Regions from separate parts of the Homo sapiens genome. Here region 1 is linked to region 2. Evidence: chromatin loops called from intact Hi-C (ENCODE). Cell type or tissue: ascending aorta. All regions are shown on one strand. Links, peaks and the distances in the headings refer to the core of each region. The heading gives the core; the rest is flanking DNA. Region 1 overlaps BMPR1A (bone morphogenetic protein receptor type 1A). Region 2 overlaps BMPR1A (bone morphogenetic protein receptor type 1A).

Region 1 (15,657 bases), core at 6,643-9,142, 50 kb before region 2:
AGTCTCTAAATGGATTTTAAAACAGTAAGCCTGATTTTCCTGTACATACTGTCTTAGGATGGCTTCTTTCCTCCTATTTCTGGCATGATGGCAGCTCCTACCTCTTTAAATTCTATTTCCAAAGATCTATTATTCTAACATGTTAAAAAATCTTATCCTGGGCTGGGTCTGGTAGCTCATGCCTGTAATCCCAGCACTTTGGGAGGTTGAGGTGGGAGGATCACTTGAGTCCAGGGGTTCAAGACCAGCCTGAGCAACACAGAGGGATAATGAGACCCTGTTTCTACAAAAAATAAATTAGCTGGGCATGGTGATGTGTGCCTGTAGTCCCAGCTATGTGGGAGACTGAGGCAGAAGGATCGCTTGAGCCCAGGGAGTTGAAACTATGCTCACTGCAGTCCAGCCTGGGTGACAAAGCAAGATCCTGTCTTAAAAAAAAAAAAAATTCTGAATTCTAAAAAGCGTAAAAATTTCAGAATAACATAAACATTCATTTTTCAATATAATCTTTTTTTTTTTTTTTTTTTTTGAGACAGAGTCTCACTCTGTTGCCCAGAATGGAGTACAGCGGCATGATCTCAGCTCACTACAACCTCTGCATTCTGGGTTCAAGCAATTCTCATGCCTCAGCCTCCCAGGTGGCTGGGATCACAGGCTTAGGCCATCATGCTCAGCTAATTTCTGCATTTTTAGTAGAGACGAGATTTCGCCATGTTGGCCAGGCTGGTCTCGAACTCCTGGCCTCATGTGACCCACCTGCCTCAGCCTCCCAAAGTGCTGGGATTACAGGCACACCTGGCCTAATCTTGCATGCTGAACTCTGCTTTGCAAACTTAGGGGGAAGAAATAAACATATAAACCATTTAATGCTTATCTTCTAAAAGGAGATTTATGAAAGTGATTAGTAAGAAATAAATACCTTTCACTCCTGAAGAGGTTCAACATTTATGAGGAATATATATTAGAATTACTTATGAACTCGTCAGGAAGATGATTAAGGAAACTAAAGAAGCTACTATAAAGTTGTGGTGTTACAAAGAAACTGAAGAAGGCTCAAATAAAGTTGCAGTGTAGAAGGATTATTTTCAACTATTAAAAAATGAGAAATTTCATATTATTCTAAATTATGTTCTTTTCCTTACCTCCAAGATGTGGCTAGATAAAACTGTACTTCTGATTTTCTCCAAACAGCTTTGACCTATGCTTCCATCTCATGAATTCCAAGACAGTATTAAACTGATGCATATTTTCATAAGTCTGTTTAGAAAAAAAAAGAACTTATTTAAGACTTAGGGAACTTTGTCAGAATAATACATCTAGAAGCAATACTAGAAGCGTTTCGCATGTACAACTATACATTTTCAAAGTAAAGTCAATGAAAATTTCTACAGTTTTTACGAAATCTATCACTTTACCATTTTCCTCAACCTCTGCCCAAGCTTTACATTTGTAAAGTTAGTTCTGTGGGAACAGTACTTCCATATAAAATTCCTATGTTATCTTAAGCTTTGATGGAAAAAAAAAAAACTCATCTCAATTTGAAAAAAAAAAAAGAACAGGAATAGCTAGAAGCAGCACCGAAATGTACAATTCTACAATATTCAGATTCCTACTTAGACAAAAATATATTGGACCACCTAGCTAATATCACTTTTTTCTACTTTTGTATTACAAAGTCTAATAACCAGTTTTAATTTCAGCCACACTTCTACCTAGAACATTAGGACTTGTGAGGTTGAAGAATTAATTGCACTGGTTGGTCTATGCCTGTGGAATAGGTCTAAACTACCGTATATTAGTACTGCTATTAACACCTTACCCTTTAAGGGGCAAGCATTCATAAATCTAAAAGATAGAACTATTAAAGCTTAAATTATTATTATTATTATTTTTGAGACAAGGTCTTGCTCTGTCGCCCAGGCTGGAGTGCAGTAGTGCCATCTCGGATCACTGCAACTTCCGCCTCCTGGGTTCAAGTCATAAAAAAATTTCTAAAGGTATGTCTGCTGTTTACTTTGCGATCTTAAAAATCATTCAATCTTTTAACGGAAACTTCAAATAGCAAAGTATTCTGTTTCGTGTTTTAAAAACTGTATGAACGTTGCCTATGCCCCATTGCAAGGTCAAATACCTTGTCTTCAAGTCCATTTAGAAGTATCACACTGAGGTTTAGCAGTCTTGGCGATAATGACTAAATTCATGTAAACTAGGGCAACCTGAAACGGTCTAGCATATCAGGTAGCAGTCTTTCTTAAAGACAAGAGTCTCCGCTCAGCAGACAGGCTGCTGTATCTTTCATGGTCCGGCTAAAGACAGCCTGACCCTGAATGCAATTAGTAATGCTTTGTCTGCATTCAGGAGCCTTTCAGTCTTCTCAATGCACTAGTTACCTACAACTTAGCCAGGTCTCTAACATTTTTCAGAGTCCTCATATGACTATAAAACTCTCAGGCTGTCGCTCAGAGAAATGAGGGAAGGCAAAAATAAAGAGTTGGTGTTCAGTGTTCTTCTGAGATGCTCATAATCTTTAATTTCCCTTTTACTAATCAAGAAAAGAAATGCACTATTTCCATTTTAGAAATGGCATAAAGAGATTTTCCTCCAAAGCCATTCTTTGCCAACTACACCATTCTTCCCTAAGGGTGTGGGAGAGAGAGCAGGCAATCACTGTATTAAACAAAGTTCAAATGAATTTATCCCCATAAAAGTAAAAACAGTCCATCAAAGTGTCTGTTTCAAAAATATATGGCCTGGCCAGGTGCAGTGGCTCATGCCTGTAATCCCAGCACTTTGGGAGGCTGAGGTGGGTGGATCACTTGAGGTCAGGAGTTCGAGACCAGCCTGATTACACACACACACACACACACACACACAGACACACACACACACAGCCTGATTCTAATTCTGCCAGATATTTCCAATGTATCATTATAAAATTAACATGTAAACTACTTACCAACTATTGTTTATTACAGCACCATTTACTAAAACATTGTTTCCTTGGCTAAAAGTTTTAGGCTTCAGGCTAAATCTAAAGTTTAAAAAATAGCGAATAACATAACCAAAAGAGCTTTCAAACATCCCATCTTCAAAAGTCCAAAACCCCAGATGATCTGTTCTTCCCTGTTTTCCCACATGTACAAACACTTAACATAAACTTCAGAAAACCTTTTCTTCTTTTTCTTTTTTGAGACAGGCTCTGGCTCCATTACCCAGGCTGGCGTATAGTGGCACAATCACAGCTCACTGCAGCCTCCACCTCCTGGGCTCAAATAATCCTCCGGCCTCAGCCTCCCGAGTAGCTGGGACTACAGGTACATACAACCATGCCCAGCTAATTTTTATATTTTTTGTAGACATGGGGTTTTGCCGTGTTGCCCAGGCTGGTCTCGAATTCCTGGGCTTAAGGAATCCTCCCACCTCAGCCTCCTGAGTAGCTGGGACTACAGGCGAACACTACCATGCCAGGTTAATTTTTATATTTTTTGTAGAGACAGGGTCTCGTCATGTCGGCCAGCCTGATTTCGAACTCCTGACCTCAAGTGATCCGCCTGCCTCGGCCTCCCAAAGTGCTTAGATTACAGGCATGAGCCACTGTGCCCAGCCCAGAAAACGTTTCCTAAAGACTGAATTTAAGACTAGCTAGTCCCGCACATGTATCCCAGAACTTAATAAAATAAAATAGACCAGCCAAGGAAAATCAAGTAAGATTTGACTTCATTACTCAGAGGTAAACAAAAGACACAGGAAAGGATATGCTCCACAGTACAGCTCTGCAAGTCACATTGTACACACTGGAAGTTGTGTGAATAAAGGTTAGGACCTTTGCAATATAGTGCTATAGTCCTATGAGCACAGATCTATAAATATGTATACACATAAAAATAAGATGTACATGAGCAAAATGTTCCAAACAACTTTAATCACTTAGCTTACTGGGTAATTTACCACAGGCTTTTAACACTATGAACTTGTGGTTCAACAACCACCAGGGGTGTTAGTCAAAACAAAACGCTAAGTAAGTACAAGTCATTTTTTCAAAGATTTTGTGTCTGAAATTTCTAAGCCTATTAGTTGTAGAAAACACATTAAAAAGAAGGCAATTCTTTAAAAAACATATGCAAGCTTCTTAATGACATGGAAAAATGAAAATCAAACATTTCTAAATATATTCTAACATTCATAACTCAGAGCTAACATCAAAATTTCTTCAACATTAATAATTATTTGCAAACAAACACAAAAAGTTCATTTTAATTCCACATTTCCCTTACAAAACATCTTTTCTTGTCATCAGAATGTATGCATCCATCTTGGTTTTCAAAATTATTAAAATGGTTAAATCTTAAACCAACAAGATACTTTAAAGCTCACTACCCATGCAGAATCCAAGGACAAGCACTGATTATGGATATCATAACAGTTATCTATAAGGTTTCAGAATGTCACCCACTGATTTCTATTATTAGTAAGATTTGCTTTACAGAAAAGAATAGTGTAAATATTCTTTTACTCAATCTAGGCCAAAACACCTTTTTTTTTTTTTTTTTTTTTTTTTTTTTTTTTTTTTTTGATACAGAGTCTTGCTTGTCACCCAGGCTGGAGTACAGTGGCACGATCTCAGCTCACTGCAACCTCTGCCTCCTGGGTTCAAGCCATTCTCCTGCCTCAGCCTCCCCAGTAGCTGGGATTAACCATGCCCAGCTAATTTTTGTATTTTAGTAGAGATGCGGTTTCACCATGTTGGCCAGGCTGGTCTTGAACTCCTGACCTCATGATCCGCCCGCCTCAGCCTCCCAAAGTGCTAGGATTACAGGCGTGAGCCACCACTCCTGGACACTTGTTTGTTTTTTTTCTGTTTTTTTTTTTTTTCTTTTTTTCTTTTTAAAGACAGGGTCTCACTCTGTCACTCAGGCTGGAGTGCAGTGGCACGGTCATGGCTCACAGCAGCCTTGACCTTCCAGGCTCTAAGGATCCTCCTGCTTTAGCCTCCCAAGTAGCCAGCAAGTACGGCCATGCCCTAAGCCAAAATTTAAGATTAACTTTGAGCTTGTACCAGATATCAAGATGTAATGGAATTCTTAGAATTCGGTGGAATCAACAACACTGATTGCACATTTTTTCCTTCGGCTACTCCAAATCCCCTCTTCCCTATCATTTCTCCTCCCTTCTCAGCACCCAGAAAAAGCACCCCATGCACTGTACAAATACTGCAAACACTATAGTTGCATTCATAGGACCATTAAAAAAAAAGAGCCAAATTACAAAACAATCTATATTTTACAAACATTTCAGTTGGGTTCTTAAGCTAAAGATATTACTGTTTACTTTGGTACGATAACTAGAAAACACAAACATTATGCTCCAGAAAAACATAATGTGGTTTTAGCTGTAAATAACTCAAATGAACAGTTACTTTAGGATAGTATACCATGCACCCCTATAATAAACATGTAACCACCTAACTAGAAAGGGAGGGTCAACTCATGAATGGGTTGCGTTCTAAATTTCCAAAACTTCATTTATAAATTGAATATAAGGTTGATTTTGAAACTCAAGATGCCTTTACTCATAAAACCAAACATATAAACAGTTGTACTAAATCCATAGTCCAAAAGAACTTTAGTGTACAAATCTATCATAGCACTCTTCTGTTTAAGCTTGTATCTATGTCAAACTACAAGTTTCTTATTCATTTCTGTATCCTAGAATCCAGCATGACACAGTGTAGGATTTTGGCAAGTATTTGCTGTTGTGAAGTATTGAATAGTAACAACTCAATGATACAAAACTGGGTTGCATAGAAAATCTAACTTACCTGAACTACAGAAGAGACTCAAAAGGCAAGGGGAAAAGGCTTCTTCCAGAAGAGATAACAGAAAAAAATACTTGGGCTAGAAAGCTCTGGTCTGAACCAACTGTGACAATTTCCATTCCCCTTGCCAGTGGGTAGTCTGGTAACACATTCCTAATGCAATTCTGGCCAAGAAGACAAGAAAGTAAGTTTGCTAGGGAGCTTTTAGGAAAAGTTTTCTTGGCTGATGAAAAAAGACCCAGGTAAAAACACATGCTCCCAGCCTTTTTGCATGCAATTCTGGGTTTGAATGTGTAAACAAGAACTGGACCATGAGGACAACCCAACAGATCAAGAACAGCAGCAGCATTAAAAGATAGAAAGAACCTGGGTCCTTGGTGATGCTGTCATGCCTGAATGAATTAATCCTAGAATCATCTTAACGTGTATCTTTTCATATTAAATTCTTTTACTGTTTAAACAATTTGTCACAAGTAACTCAGCAGATAGGGTGACTTAGGAACAGATACATCATTTACTTCCATGAATTTAGTTGTTCCCTACACAATGTAAACTGCCCTAAATTTATACCTCAGCCCAGATCCTTCTTTTGAACTAGATACATGTTTCCAAACACTCTATTAAATGTTTATTCCAGTGGCACATCAAGAGAATAAGATCAATATAAAAGCCATCAACCACCAGCACAAAATCTGTTTATGTACCGGCAGTCACTTTTTGGCTAATGGCAGCACCGTTAGCCAAAAAGTGCCCAATTGCCGAAGTTTAAAATCTTGGGATCACAAGCCCCACCTCCCTCTGCTTCATCTATTATACTCAGGAGTTACTAAATGCTGCTCATTCTAGCTCTGATACACGTATCTTTAAAATGTCTCCCCATCTCTACACATATTGTCTGACGTAGGCTCTCATCTTTCATGTAGCTCACCTCCATTCTTACCTCTATTCATTGGACTCATGTCTCTAAAATATAACTATGCTTCATGAAAAGATTATAAACACCCTGTCATTAGGAAGATGCAAGTTAAAACTACAATGAGATACACTATACAGCCATTAAAATGGCCATAATCAAAAGACAATACCAAGTGTCGAGCATCTGGAGAAGCTGGAACCCGCATACATTGCTGACAGGACTGTAAAATGATGCAGTCACTTTGAGGAATAGTCTGTAAATTTTTTTTCTTTGTTCTTTTAGAGGTGAGGTCTCACTCTGTTGTCCAGGCTAGAGTGCAGTAGCCCAATCATGGCTCACTTCAGCCTTGACCTCTTGAGCTCAAGCAATCCTCCCGCCTCAGTCTCCCGAGTCACTGGGATTATAAGCGTGAGCCACCATGCCCTAATTTCTTAAAGTTATATATAAACTTATCACAGGATCCAAAATTTCCTTTTCCCAAGAGAAATATGTGCCCACACAAAGATTTATCTACAGATGTTCATAGCAGCTTTGTTCATAATAACCAAAAACTGGAAACAATCCAAACATCCATCAATTGCTGAGCACATAAATTGTCATCACCACAGAATGGAATATCATTAGGCAGTAAAAAGGCACAAAATACTGATACACATTACAGCATACATGAGCCTCAAAGACACGCTAGATGAAAGAAGCCAATGTAAAAATACTGCATACTGTATGTTTCCAACGCATAAATGTTTAGGAAAAGCAAATTTAGAGACAGAAAATAAGCAGTGGTTGCCTAGATGAGGAGGTAGAAGGCAGTGATTGTGGGAGGTGATAAAGTGTTCTAAAACAGTCACAGCACAAAAATTTACTAAAGTTAAAAAATTTAAGTGTGCCTACATTTTTTCAATGATTTCTTTTTTTTTTTTTTTTTAGACGGAGTTTCGCTCTTGTCGCCCAGGCTGGAGTGCAATGGCACGAACTCAGCTCACCACAACCTCTGCCTCCCGGGTTCAAGCAATTCTCCTGCCTCAGCCTCCCAAGTAGCTGGGACTACAGGCATGTGCCATCACACTCAGCTAACTTTTGTATTTTTAGTAGAGACAGGGTTTCACCATCTTGGCCAGGCTCATCTCGAATTCCTGACCTCGTGATCCAACCGCCTAGGCCTCCCAGAGTGCTGGGATTACAGGTATGAGCCACCGCGCCCGGCCTTTTTCAATGATTTCTAATTATGTACAAAATGAAGTCCAAATTCATTAGAAGGGCATTCACAGACTGCTATAATCTGTTTTCAATCTATTTAACGTAACCTGCCTTACCTTCTGCTACAGTTCGTTCCACAGGATTCTAGTAATAACACATTGTGCACTTATCACAGTGAACCATGATTACCTACTTATAGGTATATCATCTTTACAAAAAACTTGAGTATAGCCATAGCATTTTACTAGTGCTTGTGTCCCTAGTGTCTGATACACAGTACAGTGCCTGGCCTATAGGAGGTAATCAATACACTTCTAAATAAGTTAATGACAAATGGCATTGAAGAGAAAAATCCAAAAGTAGGTAAAATGAGCTATGCACCAAAAAAGACACTTGTACAAGGATGATTAGTGTCACTATTTTTTTATTTGAGACAGGGTCTTGCTCTGTCACCCAAGCTGGAGTGCAGTGGTGTAATCCTAATTCCCTGTAGCCTCCACCTACTGGGCTCAAGTGATCCTCCCACCTCAGCCTCCAAAGTAGCTGGGACTACAGGCAAGTGCCAACAAGCCTGGATAATTTTTTGTTTGTTTGTTCGTTTGTAGAAATAAGGTCTCTCTATGTTGCCCAGGCAGGTCTCAAATTCCTGGGCTCAAGTGATCCTTCTGCCTTGGCTTCCCAGAGTGCTGGGATTATAGGCATAAACCACTGTGCCTGGTGCCACTGTTATATAAAAAAGAAAAACAAGAAGTTACCCAATGTCATCTAAATGTTTATTAGAATAGGATCAATTAAGCAGTCACATTAAACACTACATAGTCATTTAAAATAATGAGATATATCTTTTTATATAGACATAAAAAGACATCCCAAATATCGAAGAAAAAAACTATAAAATAAGTTAATCCTCCATTATTTAAAAAAGAAAACAAAACCGTACACACAAGTACTCGCATGCGTACATCTGTGCATCGTGTATAAGGAAGGTGCAGGGCTGAAGGGTACACATGCAGCTGTACTGATGCAGACGAAGAAGTGAAAACAACCTTAATTGCCGATCAGCTGACAAATGGCTAAACAAAATGTGGTCTTATCCATGCAGTGGAACATTATTCAACCTTAAAAATAAACGAAGCCATAAAAAGAACTGGTTCATGATACAACAGGGATGAGGCCTGAATATATGCTAAGTGAAAGAAGCCAGACATATGATTCCACTTATAGGAAATATTCAGAATAGGCAATTTCACAGAGACCGAGAGTAGATTCGTGGCCGTCTGGGGCTGGAGAGTGGGGAATGGGGAATGGGGAATGACACCAAAAATACAATCCATGAAAGAAAAAAAAACACGATAAACTGAACTTCAACAAAATTAAAAATGTTTGCTCTACAAAAGACCTGTTTAAGAAGGCAAAAAAATGAGGTACAGGCTAGGAAAATATATTTGCTAACAATATATGTGATAAAAGCCTCATCTAGGATATATAAAGAAATCTCAAAGCTCAACAATTGAAAAAAATTTCAACTAGAAAATGGGCAAGAAATATAAAGACATTTTATTGAAGAGGATATATAGACGGCAAATACGCGCATGAAAAGATATGGTCAACATTACTAGACATCAGGGAAACGCAAACCAAACTATGCTGCACACCTACTGGCACAGCTAAAATAAAAAAATAGTGACAACACCAAATGTGGACACGAATGTGAAGAAACTGGATCTCTCATACACTGCCAGTGAGCATGTAAAATGGCACAGCTACTTACAGGTAAGCCACCAACTGCACACCCCTGGGCTCTGGCAAAGATTCTTTGCTTGACCAAATGAGCCAGGCTCCTGAACTTTTCTCCCAGGCCTATCTGTGTACTTCCTTGTAAATTCCTGTTTTAGCAAAGAACCCTGCTAAGCCAGATTAGCAAACCTCCCGTCAAGGTGTCTGATTACCCTCTTCTTCTTCTGCCACCCTCCAGCTGATGTCTGATCACCTTGGCCTGTCTTCAGCAAGAAAGAATCCTGTTACGGTCAGTTTAGGCAGAAACCCCTTACACCTGACATTTCCTCTTGAGAATTTTCCATCCACTGGCCCTCAACCAGCTCCTTGGCTACAAATTCCCACTTCCCCATGCTACATCCAGCACTGAGGCCACGCTCTCTCCCCACCCACTGTAAGACACTATTGTAGTGGTCCCTACACTTACAGGGATGATCCTGAATAATGTCTTCCTTCCCATGCTTTAACAAGTGTCACTGAATAATTTTTTTTTCTTTAACAGCACCTCTCCCAAAGAAATAAAAATTTATGTCCACACAAAAAACTGAACATGAATGTTCACAGCTGCTTTACTGTTAAAAGCCAAAAACTAGGGAAAGAGATTATCTTTCAAAAGGTGAATGGTTAAACAAACCATGGAATCCTATTCAGCAATAAAAAGGAAAGAACTGTTGATTCACACAACTTGGATAGATCTCAAGGAATTGCGCCAAGTGAAAATAAGCTAATTTTAAAAGGTCACATACTATGTGATTCCATTTATTAATATCCTCGAAATGTCAACATCATAGAGATGAAAAGCAGATTACTGGCTGCCATGGGGCAGGTGTGTGCAGCACAAGGGAGAGCTTGGTGGTGGCAGCATTTGTGTCTTGATGCCACAGTGGTTCACAAATCAACTACATATATGTTTAAACAGCACAGCACTAAACACATAAAATGTACCAATGTCAATTTCTAGTTTAATGCTGTGCTGTGGGTAGTAAGAAGTTACCATTAAGGGAAAGGTGAAAGGCACAAGGGACCTCTCCTTACTATTTTTTGCAATTTCCTGTAAACCTAGTTATTTCAAATTAAAAATTTTGAAGAACCTACTTTGAATAGTAAAATAACTGTTCAAGGACTATACGAGATATATTATTTCTTTGAAATTATCTTTCTTTTATGTAGGTGTGAGTGTATATACATATGTGTGTACATACAAGTTTATTTTTTGGAGAGCAAAGAAGAAAAAATCACTACGAAATTTCAATTCTGCCAAGGTTTCTAGTTTCCTAGAAACAAAACAGCAGTCCCAGGTCAACTTCTGGGTGCTCAGTCTGAAGTTGGGAAAGGGCCCTTTCCCTCCGTATCCCTCCTGTTCTGGCTCCGTGAAGGTGTGGCAATTCCGAGGGGAGTGCCAATCTGTGGCACCCGCAACAGACTGAACCCCAGAAAATCACCCAGCTCTATGTTCTTTTGCAATTTATCCTTCCCAACAATGAAGCATAAAAACACTTGCACATTCTCATTCTTGTTCTACAACTTACGAACCTAACAAGACATTTAAATTTTTTGATAACACCCTCTTTCTTTTTCCAAGTAAATCCAATTCGGCCAGTAGAGAAATTATTGTATATATATTTTTTTTTTATACAGAGCTTTTGAGAAATTATCAATAGACCATTTGTTTTATTAGCTAATAGGTAAATGTCCCATGGAACAAGCTTCCTAGAATAATTTCACCACATAAAACAGTTAAATTTCTACTGTTAATTCAGGAATTATCAGAGAGTGATTCTAGATTGCTAAGGGTTCACCAGATCTGCTAAAATCAGCATGATTACACTCTCTCAACACATAAAGAAATTCAGAATTGACATTATGAATACCAGAGTTATGCTACAATACAGTGAAATCATCAGGGACTATTAATACATGCTGCTATTTGTTTCAGATCTAAATAATCACAAAAGAGTGTTGTGGTTTTTTACTTACTGGCTTATTTGTTTTAGCTTGCACCCGTCTTTCCTTTACGTTTTTTCCCCTTTGTGAACCGCTACCTGGAATGCACACTTGCTAATAACAGCATCACCCTCTACCCACTTCTCCTTTATGTCATCCCTGGAAAACAGCAAACTAGCTTAATGTAGTTCTGTGGTTCAAGGTCTATAAAAACAAAAAGGCTGCATATGACGGATGGCCTGAGACTGAAGATATAAAAACTGAACACATCTTCTATTACGATCAAGTAATTGTTGTACCATGATACTGCAATTTTTTCCTTGAGACAGAGTCTCACTCTGTCACCCAGGGTAGAGTGCAGTGGCACGATTTCGGCTCACTGCAACCTCCACCTCCCTAGGTCCAGTGATTCTCCTGCCTCAGCCTCCCAAGTGGCTGGGATTACAGGCACGTGTCACCACGCTCGGCTAATTTTTTTATTTTTAGTAGAAATGCGGTTTCACCATATTGGCCAAGCTGGTCTTGAACTCCTGATCTTGTGATCCGCCCTCTTTGGCCTCCCAAAGTGCTGGGATTATAGGTGTAAACCACCGTGCCCGGCCTGCAACTTTTTTCTTTAAAGGCCACTTTAAGGAGAAGGGAGAGATGACATACCTGAATGAGTCAACCTAGGAAAAAACAAAGATGGGTGGAGCTAAAAAAGTAAACACATCTCAAATGCCTACTTAACATTTCTAACTAAATAGGCTAAAACTCAAAACAAATGAAATGTAACTCACTAACTCACTTGTCCATCCTCTCACAAACTTGCTCCTCTTGAACTCATCTGGCTTATTCCACAACTGTGTAAAAGAAGACATTCTGCCATACCTAGTAAAGCTGATGGTGTATACACCCAAGACTCAACAATCCAGGTCTATGCATATAACCTAGAGAACCTTTTGTACTTAGCTACCATGAGCCACGCAAAAGAATATTTAAAGCAGTATTTTTTCCATACCAAAAACTAGGTGAAACCGAGGTGTCAAGCAGCAGTAAAATGGACTGTGGTATATTCATAGAATATTCCATATTCCAGTAATTTGGAATATTATATCAAATAGTGAAAAATTAATGAACTTCGGCTAACAATGTCAACATAAATGACATCTCAAAATTGTAATATAAATAAAAAAATCAAGCCCAAGAAGAATATATACAGAATAATTCCATATGTATAAAGCTCAAAAACAGGAAAAGCTTAAAAAAAAAAGTATGTTAAAGGGACAACACAAATGTGGTAAAACTTAAGAAAAAACTAAGGGAATGACATCAAATTTAGGAGGATGGTTACCTCTGGGAAGGGAGGAATAATTGTCTTGAGGGATGAAGGAGTTCAAAATTGCTGTTACATTTCTCAAGATAGAAGTTTGGACCAGATTTATTCATGTATTGTTATTATTATTTAAAATGGATATATACATTATAAATAGATAGAAAGATAAGTAGATAGATCCTTGTAAGATTAAACCTATCTAAAGCAGACATGGTTAAATGTTAATATTTTAACAATTTAAAAAAAATTTAAATCTATGCCCACATTACATAAATGTCTATTACTTTATGTAATGTACATAAATGTCTATTATAGCACTTTCTATAATTTTGGAATACAACATACTAAGAAAATTAAGAGTAAATTACAAAATTCTATTTTGAAATTTAAAGACACAGTATCACAAATCTTTAACAGAAGTATATTAAAACAAATACTAAACTATTATACAGCGGAAAAAAAACATGTAAAAAAAATTACTTCTCCTAATGTAATATAATGGAAAATTAATGCCATCTATATAGTATATTCATTCCAAAATATTCTTATTTTAATCTAGGCATGAAATATAACCAGCAAATTGTGGGACTGCTTATATAAGAAAAGGAAAAATATGATGAGATTTCATAAAAGACCACTGCCGGGTGGTAGATGGAGGTGGGGTAGTGGCTTATCCTAAAGTAAAGGAAACTAAAGAAATATGACAGCCAAAAGCGGGTGTGTGTGTGTGTGTGTGTGTGTGTGTGTTTCCTTGATTGGTTTCTGGATCAAATATAGATCTATTTAGCTCTCTATAGATATAGATATATTTTTTCCCTTGGTTTCTGGATCAAAAATTAAAACATCTATAAAGAACTGTTCTGGGGAAGAAAATAAATGAAATTTAAATAGGGATCACATGTTAGATAATATTGTATTAATACTATATCTCTTAAGTATGATAATGTAACTCTTCAGGAAGACAACCTTGCTCTTAGGATACACGTGCTAAAATGTTTAGAAGTTAAATGTCAAGATGTTTGCAGCTTACTTTCAAATGGCTCAGGGGAATAAAAAAAGTATATATGTCTTTATAAACAGAGAAAGCAAATGAGGCAAACGTTAGCAAGTGAGCCACTGAGTTAGTGAAAGACACAAGGGTGTTCACTATTCATTCAACTTTTCTATCGATTTATAAATTTTTAACAATTTGCAAATATATGCATTTCATTCTTTAGTTATGGGTAGTAATTCTACCACAAAGTTTAATAAACAGTGTTAGTATGACAGAGCTTATTAAGATCAAATATTAACATATTTACAAGCAAGTCCCAAAGATCTTTCCTCCATCAGTAATTTTAAAACTTTTTTTCTGGAAATTGTGAATTACAAGTTGAATGAAAGGCCAGGCACGATGGCTCACACCTGTAATCCCAGTACTTTGGGTGACTGAAGCAGGAGGATCACTTCAGCCCGTGAGTTCAAGACCAGTGTGGGCAACATAGCAAGACCATATTTCCACAAAAAAATGTTAATTTAGCCAAGTATGGTGGCACGTGCCTGCAGTCCCAATTACTCAGGAGGCTGAGGTGGGAGGATCACTTGAGCCTGGGAAGTTGAGGCTGCAGTAAACCATCATTGCATCACTATACTCTAGCCTGGGCAACAGGGCAAGACCCTGTCACACACACACACACACACACACAAACAAAAAAAGTTAAATGAAAAATTAATTTTTTGCTTAAAAGGTCAAAAGATTATGTCTGTGCTTCAGAAACAATATCATAAGCAATTTGAGGGCAAGGATGTTTATTTTGGCAATTCAATTATACTATATATAATTCACAAAGACTTTATTTTACACTGCTAAAATAGATAAAACCATACTAATACATTAGAATGGGATTTCTTGGCTGGGTGCTGGTGGCTAACCCTGTAATCCTAGCACTTTCAGAGGCTGAGGTGGGAGGATCGCTTGAGCCCAGGAGGTTGAGGCTGCAGTGAGCAATGATCACGCCATTGCACTCCAGCCTAGGAAACAGAGTGAGTCCCTGTCTTAAAACAAACAAACAAACAAAAAGCAAGGAAAAAAAAAAAAAGAATGTCATTTCTAAATGTCCTATTATTTCTAATATATTTAGAAAATTACATTTCTAAATGTCCTATTAATAGTGTACGTTAAAATTTATTTCTCAAAATAGATTTATTTCCTAATGATGCATACTCTAAGATTATATTTACAATATTTTTCAGGATTGCTAAGCAGGTAGTAAGGGTGGAATCAATTCCTTTATGTGGACAAAGTTTCCTGAAAAACTAATTACATTTCATAGAAAATGATAACCACCGGTCACCTTAAGGATGTATAGGTTATGTCAGAATTTAGTCCAATTAAACTGTCATGTAATACTTGACTTAATTATTTACTAAAAACTTAAAATTATCTTCATAAAAAACCCAACTGTCACCCACCCAATATGTGTGCATCAATAAACTAACAAAATTCTAGAAGTTACAGAAAATAAAATTATTTTCAATTAAGAGCACCCATGTAAAATCCATCCCTTGTACACGAATATGCCAACTAGTGATTTCAAACAGGAGAAATAAGTCTAGCAATATTTCCTCCAAAAGGCCAGGTGTGGGACAGCGCTGCTCCATGTCCGTGGGTGGATAAACACACAGGGAAGAAAGTTTTAGATGGGAAGCCTACAT
Region 2 (15,657 bases), core at 7,333-9,832:
AAGTTGTGCAACCATCAACACTAATTCCAGTACATTTTTATCACTAATCTACTTTCTCTGTGGACTTACCTTTTCCGGACCTTTCATAAAAATAAGAATAATACAACATACGATATTTTGTGACTGACTTCTTTCAACCTGCATTAATGTTTTCAAAATTCATCTATGTTGTAAAATGAGTGAGTACTTCATTTCTTTTCATGGGTGAGTAATATTCCATTGCCTAGACAGACCACATTTTGTTTATCTATTTATCGGTTGGACATTTGGGTTGTTTCCTCCTATTATGAATAATGCTGCTGTAAACTTTCATGCACAAATTTTTGTGTGAACATGTTTTTAATGCTTTTGGATATATATCTAGGAGTGGAACTGCTGGATCATATGGAAACTCAACATTTAGCTTTTTGAGGAACTGCTAATCTGTTTCCAGACCAGCTGCACGATTTTATATTCCCACAAATAGTGTCTGGAGGTTCCCATTTCTCCATATCCTTACCAGCATTTGTTATTATCTATCTTTTTGATTATAGACATCCTAGTGGGTAAGAAGCAGAATCTCATTGTGGTTTTGATATATATATATATATATATATATATATATATATATATATATATATATTTTTTTTTTTTTTTTTTTTTTTTTTTGGAGACAGAGTCTCGCTCTGTCGTCCAGGCTGGAGTGCAGTGGCAGTGGCAAGATCTCGGCTCACTGCAAGCTCTGCCTCCTGGGTTCACGCCATTCTCCTGCTTCAGCCTCTTGAGTAGCTGGGACTACAGGAACCTGCCACCACGCCCGGCTAATTTTTTGTATTTTTAGTGGAGACGGGGTTTCGCTGTGTTAGCCAGGATGGTCTCGATCTCCTGACCTCATGATCTGCCCTCCTCGGCCTCCCAAAGTGCTAGGATTACAGGCGTGAGCCACCGTGCCCAGCCTTTGATTTATATTTCTAATGACTAACGACATTATTTTCATGAGCTTATGTAGCCATTTGTACATCTTCTTTGGAGTAATGTCTATCTGAATCCTTTGCCTGTTTTTAAATTAGATTTTTGGTTTTCTAAGTTAGTTACGTGTTTGTTTGTTTTTTTTTTCTAAGACAGAGTTTTCACTCTGTCACCCAGGATGGAGTGCAGTGGCATGATTTTGGCTCACTGCAACCTCTGCCTTCCAGGTTCAAGCAATTCTCCTACCTCAGCCTCCCAAGCAGCTGGGATTATAGGTGCCCACCATCACACCCAGCTAATTTTTGTATTTCTAGCAGAGATGGCGTTTCACCATGTTGGCCAGGCTGGTCTCGAACTCCTGACCTCAAGTGATCCGCCCACCTCAGTCTCCCAAAGTGCTGGAATTACAGGTGTGAGCCACGGCGCCCAGCCAGTTATGTGTTCTTTATGTATTCTAGACACAAGCTGCTTATCAAATATATTTTACAGTATTTTCTCCCATTCTATGGCTTGTTTTCTCACTCGACAGCGTCCTTTTATGCACACAGGTTTTTAATTTTGATAAAGTTTAATTTATCTACTTTTTTCTGATTGCTTGTGCTTTGTTGTCATATTGAAGAAATCACTGCCTAATCCAAGGTCACCAAGATTTATACCTATGTTTTCTTCTAAGATTTTTATGGTTTTAGCTCTTACATTTAGGTTTTTGATTCATTTTGAGTTGATTTTTGTTTATGGTATGAGGTAAAGGTCTAATTGCATTCTTTTGCAACTGAATATCTAATTCTTCCAGCACTATTCCATTGGTGTCTTAGAATTGTCCTGACACCCTTTTCATCCCTGAGGTTTTCCCACTACAAGGCAAGTGCATCATGGTAAGAGAAGGGTCAGAGGAAGAGTTATGCCATTTTTTTTAATAATGGAAAAAGCCATGGTGGAAAGGAATTTGAAAACAGAACTGGGCGCAGTGGCTCACAACTGTAATCCCAGCACTTTGGGAGACTGAGGTGGGTGAATCGCCTAAGGTCAGGAGTTCGAGACCAGCCTGGCCAATATGATGAAACCCTATCTCTACTAAAAATACAAAAATAAGCCGGGCATGGTGCAGGCACCTGTAATCCCAGCTACTCAGGAGGCTGAAGCAGGAGAGTCGCGTGAACCCAGGAGGCGGAGGTTACAGTGAGCCGAGATCACACTATTGCAACTCCAACCTGGGTGACAAGAGCCAAACTCCACATCAAAAAATAAAAAGGGAAGAACCGCTTGAACACTGGTTCAAAGGAAGAAATGCTTCAAAAAAGAGACATTTAAAGTTTAGGATTTGGAAATTGATTCAGGTAAAATTATCCATGTGCTTGTGCACCTCTAGGAGTCTGTTTCCACTCCAGCCCTAAGACCAATGTCTGGACACTGCTTTACACTACTGCCCCCTAAACTTAGGGTATGGGGGGCATCATTTGGGAACAATTTTTTATATTTCAATTGTGTAAATAATAAAATGAGACAGGACTCAGCATGAAGTTGATGAAAAGAGAAAGCCTATAGGTTTTTCTGCCTACACCACTTAGCCAAATAGAAAAGTTCATTTCCATCCTGTTTTACATGAAACATTTGATTCAATGTATGCTCTAACGGAATGGGCCTCTTTTTTAAATTTTAAAAAGCATTAAGAAATTTTGCCTTGGGTTTACTAGCTTACTCACCTTATCCCTAATTCCCTTGAAACAAACCCTAGTTAGATTAGGAATATAGTATGCCATCACTGCATAGAAATTTTAAGATCAAACCGCTGAGCCCACAGTACTTCCCTTTTCCCTAAAATATGTATTTAGTCAAATTCTCTTCCTCTATGGTTGAACCAATTTATGATACTGACTGACATGGCTTGGCTCTGTGTTCCCACCCAAATCTCATGTTGAACTGTGATCCTGAGTGTTAGAGGTGGGGCCTGCTGGGAGATGATTGGATTATGGGGGGGGGCAGATTTCCCCCTTGCTGTACTCATGATAGTGAGTTCTCAAGAGATCTGGAAGCATGTGGCATTCCCCTCTTTGCTGTCTCTCCTGCTGTCATGTGAAGATAGGCCTGCTTCCTCTTCCCCTTCTGCCATGATTGTAAGTTTCCTGAGGCCTCTCCAGCCATGCCTCCTGTATAGCCTGCATTACTGTGAGTCCATTAATTCTCTTTTCTTTATAAACTACCCAGTCTTTGGTATTTCTTTGTATCAATGTGAGAATCGACTAATACACTGACCAAACAAGACATGCTATTTCCTCATATTACATACTTCTGTCAGTTTAATAGGTGAGCATTATAGCCTTAGGGTTATCTTATTTCCCATGTCTTTAACTGGGATTAAATACAGACAGCATTTGTGCATGTGATGATTTTACTATTTCTGCCTTTTACTCCCAATCTAATTACTTACCCTACAAATAGATCTTTTATTTTAGACAGAAACTTCCATTAGTTTGGTCATATATTTCATACTCCATTGTTACTTTCCGTGTTAAATTTACTTTATTGCTTTTTACTATGTAAATTTTACTTATTTTTCAAACTAAAATCCAAGTATCCAAACAGTAATTAGTGACCCCTTTCTTTACTGGTGTGTTGTTCCTGGTCTATTAAATGCTAAATTTAAAGTTTGTTTCTGTGCTCTTATGCAACTTATTTAGTTCTTTTTTAAAAAATCCATTGATTATCATTGATTGTACTTTATAAGAGTGTGCTCTCAATTGATATAACACATGTTTTAAAGGGGCATGAAATCTATAATGCAAACATTAGATGGCAATTTCACTTAAATCCTTGATATTATTCTCAGAACAATAAAGATGACAATTCAAACAATTAAAAATATATTATTCAATACTGTTAAGAAACTAGCTAGCCGCCTGATTAAAAATAAATAAAAAGCCCTATCTCATGCTTTAGACCAAAAATAATCTGTAGACTGATGTTAAAGCAGAAGAAAATAGATTTGGTTTTGGTTTTGAATTTTCTTGGACAAAAAGAGCCATTCTAAGCATGGCCCATTAAGTTACTGGAGGAAGAATAAGTTCCCTTTAGAGAAAGCTGCATTTCATTTGCCTATTAGACATCCAGGTGGAACATAAGTCTGCATTTCAAAGAAGCGGCTCAGGCTGGAGATTTAAAATTTGGACTTCCGTCAAACTTTAAAACAAAGAGGGTTTCAAAGCCAGTGGGTCAAATAAGATCAACAAGGAAATGAGCATAGTTAAAACAGAGGTCTAAGGACTGAGCCCTGGAGGGACTCTGTGACAAAAGACTGAGATGGGGAATTTCTTTGTATGCTATCCTGGAAGCCAAGTGAACAAAGTGTTTCAACGAGCAGGAAATAAGTAATCACCAGTGTCAAATACTGTTACTAGGTCAAATAATTCAAGGATGAGAAAGGTAGGGTCAGAGCTGACCTCGCAAGAGCAGTGCAAGAAACAGGGTGCTGGGAGGGAAAGCCTCCTGAAATATCAGGAGGAGAAAAATTGGAAACAAAGTGCAGATACTTCTTTTAGGGAAAAAAGGGGTCGGGGTGGGAAATGAACAACGGTTAGAAGGAAAAATGGAGTTCAGAGAAGTTTTGTTGTGTTTTAAGATGAGAGAAACAACAGTATGTTGTTGTGGAGGAGAATGACCCTGCAGAGTGTAGAGGCAAGGGCTGAGTGAGCACAGTGCAGGTTTTGGCCCTGGCTAGAAGCATGGTCAGTTCATTCCGTAATAATTGAGGGATGTGAGAATACATGAAGCACAGACACAGGCAGTAGTGGCAGGAGCTTTGCAGATATTTTTCTTGTGGTATCTGTTTTCTCAACAAAATGAAAAGCAAAGTTGTGTGCTAAAGACGGTGAAAGTGACGTTGAAGGATTGAGAAGGAGCAGGTCTAAATGATCATTTAGGTCACACTGGGAGAATAAATGAACTAGGAACTACTGCTGTGCAGTTTTAAGGACTCTCCTGAACTTAGTGGTAATTAGTGGTAAGGCCAATCAGCCAAGTTAATTCTCCAGCCAAGCGCAGCTGTAAAGGTGCAAGTGCAGAACCAGAGCACCCAAATATAACAAGGCAAACACTGACAGAATTGAAAGAAAAAACAGACAGTAACCCAGTAACAGCAGGAGATTTCAGTATCCCCACTTTCAATAATGGACAGAACCACCGGAGAGCGGATCAATGAGGAGACACAGAATTTGAACACTGGAGAGTAACTGGAACTAACGGACACATAAAGAACACTATACCCGGCCGGGCGCAGTGGCTCACGCCTATAATCCCAGCTTTGGGAGGCCAAGTGGGCAGATCACCTGAGGTCAGGAGTTCGGGACCAGCCTGACCAAATTGGAGAAACCCTGTCTCTACTAAAAATACAAAATTAGCTAGATGTGGTGGCACATGCCTATAATCCCAGCTACTCGGGAAGGTGAGGCAGGAGAATCACTTGAACCCAGGAGGCGCAGATTGCGGTGGGCTGAGTTCCCACCACTGCACTGCAGCCTGGGCAACAAGAGCGGAAACTCCATCTCAAAAACAAACAAACAAAAAAACACTACACCCAACACTAGCTGAATACACATTTTCTCAAGTACACATGCAACATTCTCCAAGACAGATCACATGTTAGGCCACAGAACAAGTCTTAGCAAATTTAAGAAGACTGAAATCATAGCAAGTATCTTTTCTGACCACAATGGGAAATCAAAAGCAGTAGGAAAACTAAAAAATTCACAAATATTTAACACACTTTTGAAAAACTAATGACTCAAAGAAGAAATCACAAGGCAGTTTAGAAAACATCTTGAGACAAATGAAGAAGAAAACAGAACATTCCAAAACTTAAGGGATACAGAAAAGCCGTGCTAAGAGGGAAGTTTATAGCAGTAAATGCCTACATTTAAAAAGATCTTAAATAAGATCAATAAAATTGACAAATCCTTAGCCAGATTTAAGAAAAAAAAACAAGACTCAAATAATTAAAATCAGAAATGAAAGAGGGGACATTACAACAAATGCCACAGAAATGAAAAGGATAAGAGACTACTATGAACGATCACATGCCAACAATTTAGACAACCTAGAAGAAATGGATGAATTATTAGAAACACACAACCTGCCAGGACTGAATCACGAAGAAACAGAAAATCTTAACAAACCTATAACTAGTAAGGAAACTGACTCAGTAATTTTAAAAACTTCCCAACAACAAAAAAAGCCCAGGACCAGATAGCTTCACTGGGGAATTCTACCAAACGTTTAGAGAAAAATTAATACCAAACCTCCTCAAAGTCTCACCAAAAAAACTGAAGAAACACTTCTAAACTTTGATGCACATATTCTCAAAAAATGTTACCAAACCAAATTCAAAGGCATATTAAAATCATACACGATGACTGAGGGAGCCTTATTCCTAGGATGCAAGGATGGCTCAACACACAAAAATCAGTAAATGTAATACACCACATTAACCGAATGAAGGACAAAAATCATGTAACAATCTGAACTGGTGCAGAAAAAGCATCTGACAAAATTCAACACCTTTCATGATAAAAACACTCAACAAACTAGGAAGGAATAGAAGGAAATTACCTGAACATAATAAAGACCATACATAAAAAGTCCACAGCAAACATTACAATGGTGAAAAACTGAAAGCTTTCCCTCTAAGATCAGGAACAAGACTAGGAAGTCCACTCTCACCACTTCTACTCAACACAGTACAATCAGAAAAAGGAGGCAAGAAAAAAAGGCATCCAAATTGGAAAGGAAGAAGTAAAATTATCTCCATTCACAGAAGACATGATTTTATACATGAAAAACCCTAAGGGTTTCACAAAAAAACTGTTAGAACTATTATAATAAACTAAGCAAAGCAGGAGGATACAAAGTCAACACACAAAAATAAGTTGCATTTCTATACATTAACAATAAACAACACAAAAAGGAAATTAAGAAAATAACTCCATTTATAATAACATCAAAATGAATAATACTTAAGAATAAGGCCAGCACAGTGGCTCACACCTGTAATTCCAGCACTTCGAGACCAGCTTGGGCAAGATGGCAAGACCCCATCTGTACAAAAAATTTAAAAGTTAGCTGGTCATGGTGATGCAGGCCTGTAGTCCCAGCTACGCGGAAGGCTGAGGCAGGAGGATCTCTTGAGCCCAGCAGTGGGAGGTGGCAGTGAGCCATGATCACGCCACTGCACTCCAACCTGGGTGACAGAACGAGATCCCGTTTCTAAAAAAATAAAGTAAAACTAAAATAAAATACTTAAAAATAAACGTCAAGGAGGCAAAAGACTTGTACACTAAAAATGACAAAAAACTGAGGAAAAAATTAAACACACAAATGGGAAAGACATCTCATGTTCAAGGACTGGAAGACCTTATATTGTTAAAATGTACATACTATCCAAAGTAATCTACTGATTCAATGCAATCTCTATCAAATTTCAGTGTCATTTTTTGCAAAATGAGAAAAAGCCATCCTGAAATCAGTAAGTAATCTCAAAGGACCCCAAATAGCCAAAACAACCTTGATTAAGAACAAAACTGTAGGCTTCACACTTTCTGATTTCAAAACTTGTTACAAAGCTACAGTGATCAAAATAGTACTAGCATACAGACATGTAAACCAATGGAACAGAACAGACAGCCCAGATATAAACCCCTGTGTATGTGGTCAAATGATGAGCCAAGACTACGCAATGGGGAAAGAATAATCTCTTCAACAAATAGTGCTGGAAAAACTGGATGTCCACATGCAACAGAATGAAGATGGATCCTTATCTTAAACCATAAATAAAAAATAACTAAAAATTGATTAAAGACCTAAACATAAGACCTGAAACCATAAAACTAGAAGGAAACATAGAGAAGCTTCATGATACTGAATTTGGCAATGATTTCTTGGCTGCAAAACAAAAAGCACAGGCAACAAAGGCAAAAATAGACACAGAATTACATCAAACTTACAAACTTCTGTGCAGCAAGGCAAGCAATCAACCAAAACCAGAATGAAACCAAGGAAGAGTGAAAAGGCAACCTACAGAATGAGAGAAAATATTTGCAAATCATGTATTGGATAGGGGTTTAATATCCAGAATAAAAAAAAAACTCCTACAACTCAGTAACAAAACAAAAACCACAAATAACACAACTTTAAAATGAGCTAAGGACTTGAATAGACATTTTTACAAAGAAGATACATAAATGGCCAAAAAAAATATGAAAAGCTACTCAACATCACTAATCATCGGCAAAACTCACATCAAATCACACTGAGGTATCACCTCACACCAGTTAAAATTACCTCTATCAAAAAAAAACAAAAAACAAAAAAACAGAAAACCAAGTGTTGGCAAGGATGTGGAGGAATTAGAACTCCTGTGCATTGTTGGTGGGACTATAAAACAGTACAATCACTATGAAAAACAGTATGGACGTTCCTCAAAAAATTTAAAATGGAATACCAGATGATCCAGAAATCCCACTTCTCAGTATATATCTAAAAAAATTGAAAACAGGATCTCGAAGAGATATTTACATACTCTTGTCCACTGCAGCACTATTCACTACAATAGCCAAAACGTGTAATTAACTTGTGTCTCTCAACAGATAAATGGATCAACAAATGTGGTACATATACACAACTGGATATTATTCAGCCCTAAAGAAATCCTGGACCTGGCATGATGGCTCACACCTGTAATCCCAGCACTTTGGGAGGCCGAGGCGGGAGGATCACCTGAGGTCAGGAGTTCAAGACCAGGCTGACCAACGTAGTGAAACCCCGTCTCTACCAAAAATACAAAAATTAGGCGTGGTGGCTCATGCCTGTAATCCCAGCTACTTAGGAGGCTGAGGCAGAAGAATCACTTGAACCTGGGAGGCGGGGGTTGCAGTGAGCCCAGATCGCGCCACTGCACTCCAGCCTGCCTGGGTGACAGAGTGAGACTCCATCTCAAAAAAAAAAAAAAAAAAAAAAAGAAATCCTGTCATATGCTACAAAATGGATGAACCATGGGGACTTTATGCTAAGTGAAATACGCCAATCATAAAACAACAAGTACTGCATAATTCCACTTACATGAGGTATCTTAAATAATCAAACTCATAGAGACAGAAAGTAAAATGGTAGACTGGTGGTTGCCAGGAGCTGAAGGGAGAGGGAAATAGGGAGTTGCTCTAAAGTACAGAGTTTCAGTCAGGCAAGATGAGAAAGTGCCAGAAATACTACACAAAGCAATCTACAGATCCAATGCAATCCCTATCAAAATACCAATGACATTCTTCACGGAAAAACAAATCCTAAAATTTGTACAGAACCACAAAAGCCCCCGAATAACCAAAGCAACCCTGAGCAAAAAGTTGGAGGTATCACAATACAACACCTGAAAATATACTACAAGGCTGTAGTAACCAAAACAGCATGGTGCAGCATTAAAAACAGATACATACACTAATGGAACAAAACAGAGAACCCAGAAATTAATCTACCTATCTACAGCCAGCGGATTTCTCACAAAAGTGCCAAAAACACTCATTGGGAAAAAGACAGTCTCTTCAATAAATGGTGCTGGGAAAAATGGATATCCATATGCAGAAGAATAAAAGCAGACGCCCAACACTCACCCTATACAAAAATCAACTCAAAAGAAATCAAAGACCTAAGTGTAAGATTCGAAATGAGAGCCGGGCATGGTGTCTCACGCCTGTAATCCCAGTACTTTGCGAGGCCAAGGCGGGCGGATCACCAGGTCAAGAGTTCGAGACCAGCTTGACCAACATGGTGATACTGTTAGGGATATATTAGATTAAAGAAATATATTAAAACTGATTTTGGCCAGGCACGGTGGCTCACACCTGTAATCCCAGCACTGTGGGAGGATTGCTTGAGCCCAAGTAGCTTGAGACCAGCCTGGGCAACGTGGTGAGACCTTGTCTCAATTGAAAAAACAAAACTGATTTCACACGATTATTTTTACTTTTTTAATGTGGCAACTAGAAAGTTTAAAATTACATGTCATATTGGACAGTACTGCCTTTGACTTTCCTTTCCCTGGTTCTTTGCCCATCAGAATGCTTTAAATCTATTATAAATCCTTAGCCAGGCGTGGTGGCTCACGCTCACGCCTGTAATCCCAGCACTTTGGGAGGCGGAGGCAGGAGGATCATGAGGTCAGGAACTCGAGACCAGCCTGACCAACATGGTGAAACCCCGTCTCCACTAAAAATACAAAAATTAGCCGGGCGTGGTGGTGCACGCCTGTAATCCCAGCTACTCGGGAGGCTGAGGCAGGAGAATTGCTTGAACCTGGGAGGCGGAGGTTGCAGTGAGCCGAGATCGTGCCACTGCACTCCAGCCTGAGCGACAGAGCAAGACTCCGTCTCAAAAAAAAAAGATTTGAAATGATAAAAACCACTGTAAGAAAACATAGGGGAAACATTTTAGGACACTGGTCTGGGAAAATATTTTATGGGTAAAACCTCAAAAACACAGGCATCAAAAGCAAAAATAAACAAATGGGATTATATTAAACTAAAAAGCTACTGCACAGCAAAAGAACCCATTAACATCATGAAGAGACGAGCTACAGAAAGTGAGAAAATATTTGCAAACTACTCATCCAACAGGGGATTAATATACAGAATATACAAGTAACTCAAACATCTCAACAGCAAAACAAATCCAATTAAAAAATGGGCAAATGATCTGAACAGACACATTTCTCAAAAGAAGAAAAATGGCCAAAAAACAAATGAAATAGGCCAGGTGCTATTACCAGGGGCTCATGCCTGTAATCCCAGCGTTCGGGAGGCCAAGGTGGGAGGATACCTTGAGGCCAGGAGTTCAAGGTTATAATGAGTTAGGATCGCACTACTGCATTCTGGCCTGGGTGACAAGGAGATCCTGTCTCTTTCACAAAACAAAAACAAAGAAGGGCAGAGCATGGTGGCTCACACCTGTAGTCCCAGCACTTTGGGAGGCTGATGCTGAAAGATCGCTGAAGGCCAGGAATTTGAGACAAGCCTGGGCAACATAGCGAGACCCAATCTCTCCAAAAAACTCTTAAAAATTAGCTGGGCCCATTGGCACACATCTGTAGTCCCAGCTACTCAGGAAGTTGAGGTAGGAGGATTGCCTAAGCCCAGGAGGTTGAGCTTAGAGTGGACAGTGATCAGGCCACAGCATTCCAGCCTGGGCAACAGAGCAAGATTCTGTCTAAATAAATAAATAAAGCTCAACAGCACTAATCATCAGGGAAATGCAAATCAAAACCACAACTCTAACCCCAGTTAAAACGGCTATTATCAAAAAGAATGGCCAATATCCAGAATATACAAGTAACTCAAACATCTCAACAGGAAAAAGATAAACAATCCAATTAAAAATGGGCAAATGGGCAAACGGGGAAAAAGATAAACAATTCAATTTAAAAAGTAACAAGTGCTGACAAGGACAGGAGAAAAGGGAACACTTACACTTTATTGGTGGGAATACAAACTAGTACAGCCACAAGACAGAACAGTACAGAGTTTCCTCAAATAACTACAAACAGAATTACCATATGATCCAGCATTCCACTACTAGGAATTTATCCAGAGGAAAGGAAATCATTCTGTTGAAGGCACATCTGCATCCCCATGTTTACTGCTATTCAAACAGCCTAGATATGGGTTAGACAAACGGGACATCTAATAACAGAGGAATGGATAAAGAAAATATGGTATACATACACAGTGGAATACTCCTCAGTCATAAAAAATAAAATCTGGGCTGAGTATGGTGACTGATGCCTGTAATCCCAGCCCTTTGGCAGGCTGAGAGGAATGGATCACTTGAAGTCAGGAGTTCAAGATCAGACTGGCCAACATGGTGAAACCCCATCTCTACTTAAAAAAAAAAAAAAAAAAAGAAAATACATAAATAAAATCCACTCATTCACAGCAATATGGATGGAACTGGAAGACATTATATTAAATGAAATAAGCCAGGAACAGAAAGTTAATCACCACATGTTCTCACTCATGTGGAAACTAAAAAACTTATAAGTAAAACACAGAACAGAGGATAGGAAGGGTAGAGGAAAGGGAGGGACAGGGAGAAATTTGTTAAAGGATACAAAATTACAGCAAGACAGGAGGAATAAATTCTAGTACTTTATCCTTTATCCTACGGTAGGAAGGCTATAGTGAACAATAATATACAGTTTCAAATAGCTAGAAGGAGAATATCAAACGTTCCGAACAAAAAGAAATTATAAATGTTTAAGATGATGGATATGCTAATTATCCTGATCTGATCACTGTACAGTAGGGGTATCCAATCTTTTGGCTTCCCTGGGCCACGATGGAAGAAGAAAAATTGTCTTGGACCACACATAAAATACACTAGCGGCAGGGCAGGCACGGTGGCTCACATCTGTAATCCAGCACTTTGGGAGGCCAAGGCAAGCAGACTGCTTGAGCTCAGGAGTTTGGGAATGGCCTGGACAACATGGTGAGACCCCATTTCTATTAAAAATTATGTATTTTTTAAATAAAAAAATTAAATAAAACAACAACAAGAAAATCCACTAATGATAGCTGATGAGCTACCAAAAAAAAAAATTGCAAAAAAAATCTCATGTTTTAAGAAAGTTTAGGAATTTGTGTTGGTCTGTATTCGAAGCTATCCTGGGCCACATGTAGCCCATGAGCCATGAGTTGGACAAGCCTGTCATGCATTATATGTATCAAAACATCACTACATACCCCATAAATATGTACATTTATGTCAACATTATGTACCCCCTAAATACGTACATTTGTCAATTTAATTTTTTTTTTTTTTTTGAGTTTCGCTCTTGTTACCCAGGCTGGAGTGCAATGGCACCATCTTGACTCACTGCAACCTCTGCCTCCTGGGTTCAAGCAATTCTCCTGCCTCAGCATCCCCGGTAGATGAGATTACATGCATGCACCACCATGCCTGGCTAATTTTGTATTTTTAGTAGAGACGGGGTTTCTCCATGTTGGTCAGCCTGGTCTCAAACTCCCAACCTCAGGTGATCCACCTGCCTCAGCCTTCCAAAGTGCTGGGATTACAGGCATGAGCCACTGCGCCTGGCCTAAAAATAAAATTTTTAAAAGCTTGTAACTGCAGAGAACAAAAAAAAAGTTCTAGAGATCTGTTGTATAAAATAATGAACAATATTGTAACACTGTGATGTATACTTAATAATTGTTAAGAGGGTAAATACATGTTCTTTTTTTTTTCTTTTGAGACAGGGTCAGGCTCAGTCACCCACTGGAGTACAGTGGTGCAATGACAGCTCACTGCAACCTAAACCTCATCAGGCTCAAGTGATCCTCCCACTTTAGCCTCCCAAGTAGCTGGAACTACGGGCATATGCCACCATGCCCAAATAACTTTTTAATTTTTTTGCAGACACAGTGTTTCACTATGTTGTCCACTCCGATCTCAAACTCCTGGGTTCAAGTAATCCTCCTGTCTGGGCCTTCCCAAAGTGCTGGGATTACAGGCATGAGCCACCGTGCCCAGTTGATATCCATTTTTCTAAACCACATTTTTAAAAAGTACAAGTGTAGAGTAGGCACAGTTGGATTTAACCAACTGCGGTTCTTAATAGAGAAACTGGGGTTTCTCTATTAAGCAATGAAGCAAGTGAGGGCAAGTGTACTGAGAATATTTGCAACTGAACAATCATGACCAACAACAGAAATTAAACTGAATAAAGAGAAGGGTAAGGACATAAGGAGAGAGTATGGTGAGGAACAGTGCAAAGATAATAGGGTCAATGGGTTCTAAGTCTCAGTGAGATAAAAGAATTGTTGGCACTAGAAGGCATGAGCCAGTAAAGTGGGAAGTGATGATCAGGGTAGAACTGAAATTATGGAAGGGGTTATAATTTTTTGTTATTATTGTATAACAGAACTGGGGTATGACCATGATAGCTGAGGTAGGGTGGAAACTTTGCAGGAAGTCAAGATATTAAGAGGCCAGGAAGGTAGTGGAAGAGTCTCCCACCTGGATGTTGAGATCAAGAACTAGAATAAAGAAGTACTAGAGAAAATGAGCCATATAAGACAAAATCTTCATTAAATGAGAAGGAAGTCAGTCAAGGTTCCATGGAAAACTACAAGATGTATCATGAGATTGAATATCATGTTTTCTATTTGATGTTAAGGAAGGTGGGAGGGAGAGTGATCTGGAAGTAGCAAAGGGGGTAAAGGATAACCCCTCCAGGCCCAAGGAAAGGGGGTCTGCAACAGAAAATTCCACTGCTTGAGTGGACTACAAAAAACAATCAGTGTCCTCCAGTGTGAACCAAGTTTCAACTGCAGAAGTTCTTATTCAGAAGCCCATGGCCTCACAAAATTCAAGAGGTTCATAACCTTAGATGTGAAAAAGATTACATTTTTATTTTCACTAACCGAACTTTGAATTTTTCTTTACTTATGAGAGTAGGCAGGATACACAGTAGTATTAGCAACACCTGTGACTTTGTAATAAAAACAAATCAGATATTCTCATCAAACTACTTGCTGCAGGCAACTCAAAGCATTATTTATGCTCATCAGCATCTAAAAATTAGGGCAGTTGTTATACTCACCCCTGGATTATTTAATAAGTTAATAAAAGAACAAACGTATTACTATATCTAAAAATGTTAATAGCTATATTTCAAAATAATTGTTTTCCTTCACAAGTCTTACGTATTTTACCCATTTAAAAACATTAGTCTAAGAAGGGGAACAGAGGCTGCTTAAAACATTTAAGAATCCTTAAGAACAAGAAGGCAAATAGAAAAAGAGAGACAATGGAAGGTGTCAGGAGTTGGAGAGCAGTGGGAGAGGACTGCCAAGGGAACAGACAGAGCTGCGGGGAAATGAACCCCAGGGTGAGCAGCCGAAAAGGAGGGAGATAGAGAAAATGTTAGGTGAAAAAGGCAAGCTGCAATGCACAATGCATGATGCCATCTGTACAAAGCACCAAAAAATGGATATGCATTTTTGTAAATGGAAAGAAAATCTTAGGAAGATACATACAGTAACAACACTGGTTACCAAGGAAAAGGAAACAGCACAGAGGGGAGAGCAAAGAGAGTAGGGAGGAAAGCAGTTTTCTGTATTGTTGCCATTGTTTACTGCAAGCTATTACATTAAAAAAAAAACTAGCTATTTTTAGAGGAATGCCTTTTCTGTTTTCCTTAGTATATCCTTTGGTATTTCTGCAGATTACTAAGGATTAGACCTCAGGTCTCCAGAAAACTCAGTGATACATTCTCTCAGGAAATGCTGTCCAAAAAATGAAACTTTCTATAGCAGGGTGAGATGGGCATCAGGGGGAATGAATTTTGCTCTCTGGGGCTGTCATGAAACCATCAGCCTTGTGTCCACCCTTCACAACATTTGACTTTCGTGTTGAGATAAGCAGGAAACTGAAAGCCTCATCTCCTGGAGTGCTCTCCTCATGACTCAAAGCATGTCTGGGACAAGAAACTGACAAGCAGGCCAAAGATTAATAGGCAGGTTTTATCAGATGTAACAGACAGTGACAGTACTTCTCACACGGCTATTGCTGGTGTACAGGAACCTATGTATGGATTTCCTCGTTTACCACGTGTAGAGCCAACTTACTGAACTCATTTATTAGTTTTCTCAGTTTGTCAATCGATTTTCTTGG

The links. Peaks named below come from ENCODE experiments on the same cell type or tissue, not always from the same donor. Only the 100,000 strongest peaks of a DNase experiment are listed, where the experiment ranks them.
Region 1: it touches region 2 in a loop (2.1-fold over the local background); 5 of 110 quality-filtered maps call a loop at or near these places.

Annotation. Positions count from the first base shown.
Region 1 is chr10:86,824,465-86,840,121 of GRCh38, reverse strand. It overlaps BMPR1A (bone morphogenetic protein receptor type 1A), which reads right to left. Exons shown (of 13, transcript NM_004329.3): 2 at 1,143-1,257. Among named protein-coding and RNA genes, the nearest start is that of BMPR1A, 76 kb to the right of the region's middle. RefSeq lists an enhancer at 2,066-2,658. In ascending aorta, for the core only: no CTCF peak of the experiment used is centred there; no DNase peak of the experiment used is centred there; H3K27ac peaks cover 217 bases.
Region 2 is chr10:86,775,154-86,790,810 of GRCh38, reverse strand. The region is part of intron 1 of BMPR1A (bone morphogenetic protein receptor type 1A); the gene reads right to left. Among named protein-coding and RNA genes, the nearest start is that of BMPR1A, 26 kb to the right of the region's middle. In ascending aorta, for the core only: no CTCF peak of the experiment used is centred there; no DNase peak of the experiment used is centred there; H3K27ac peaks cover 429 bases.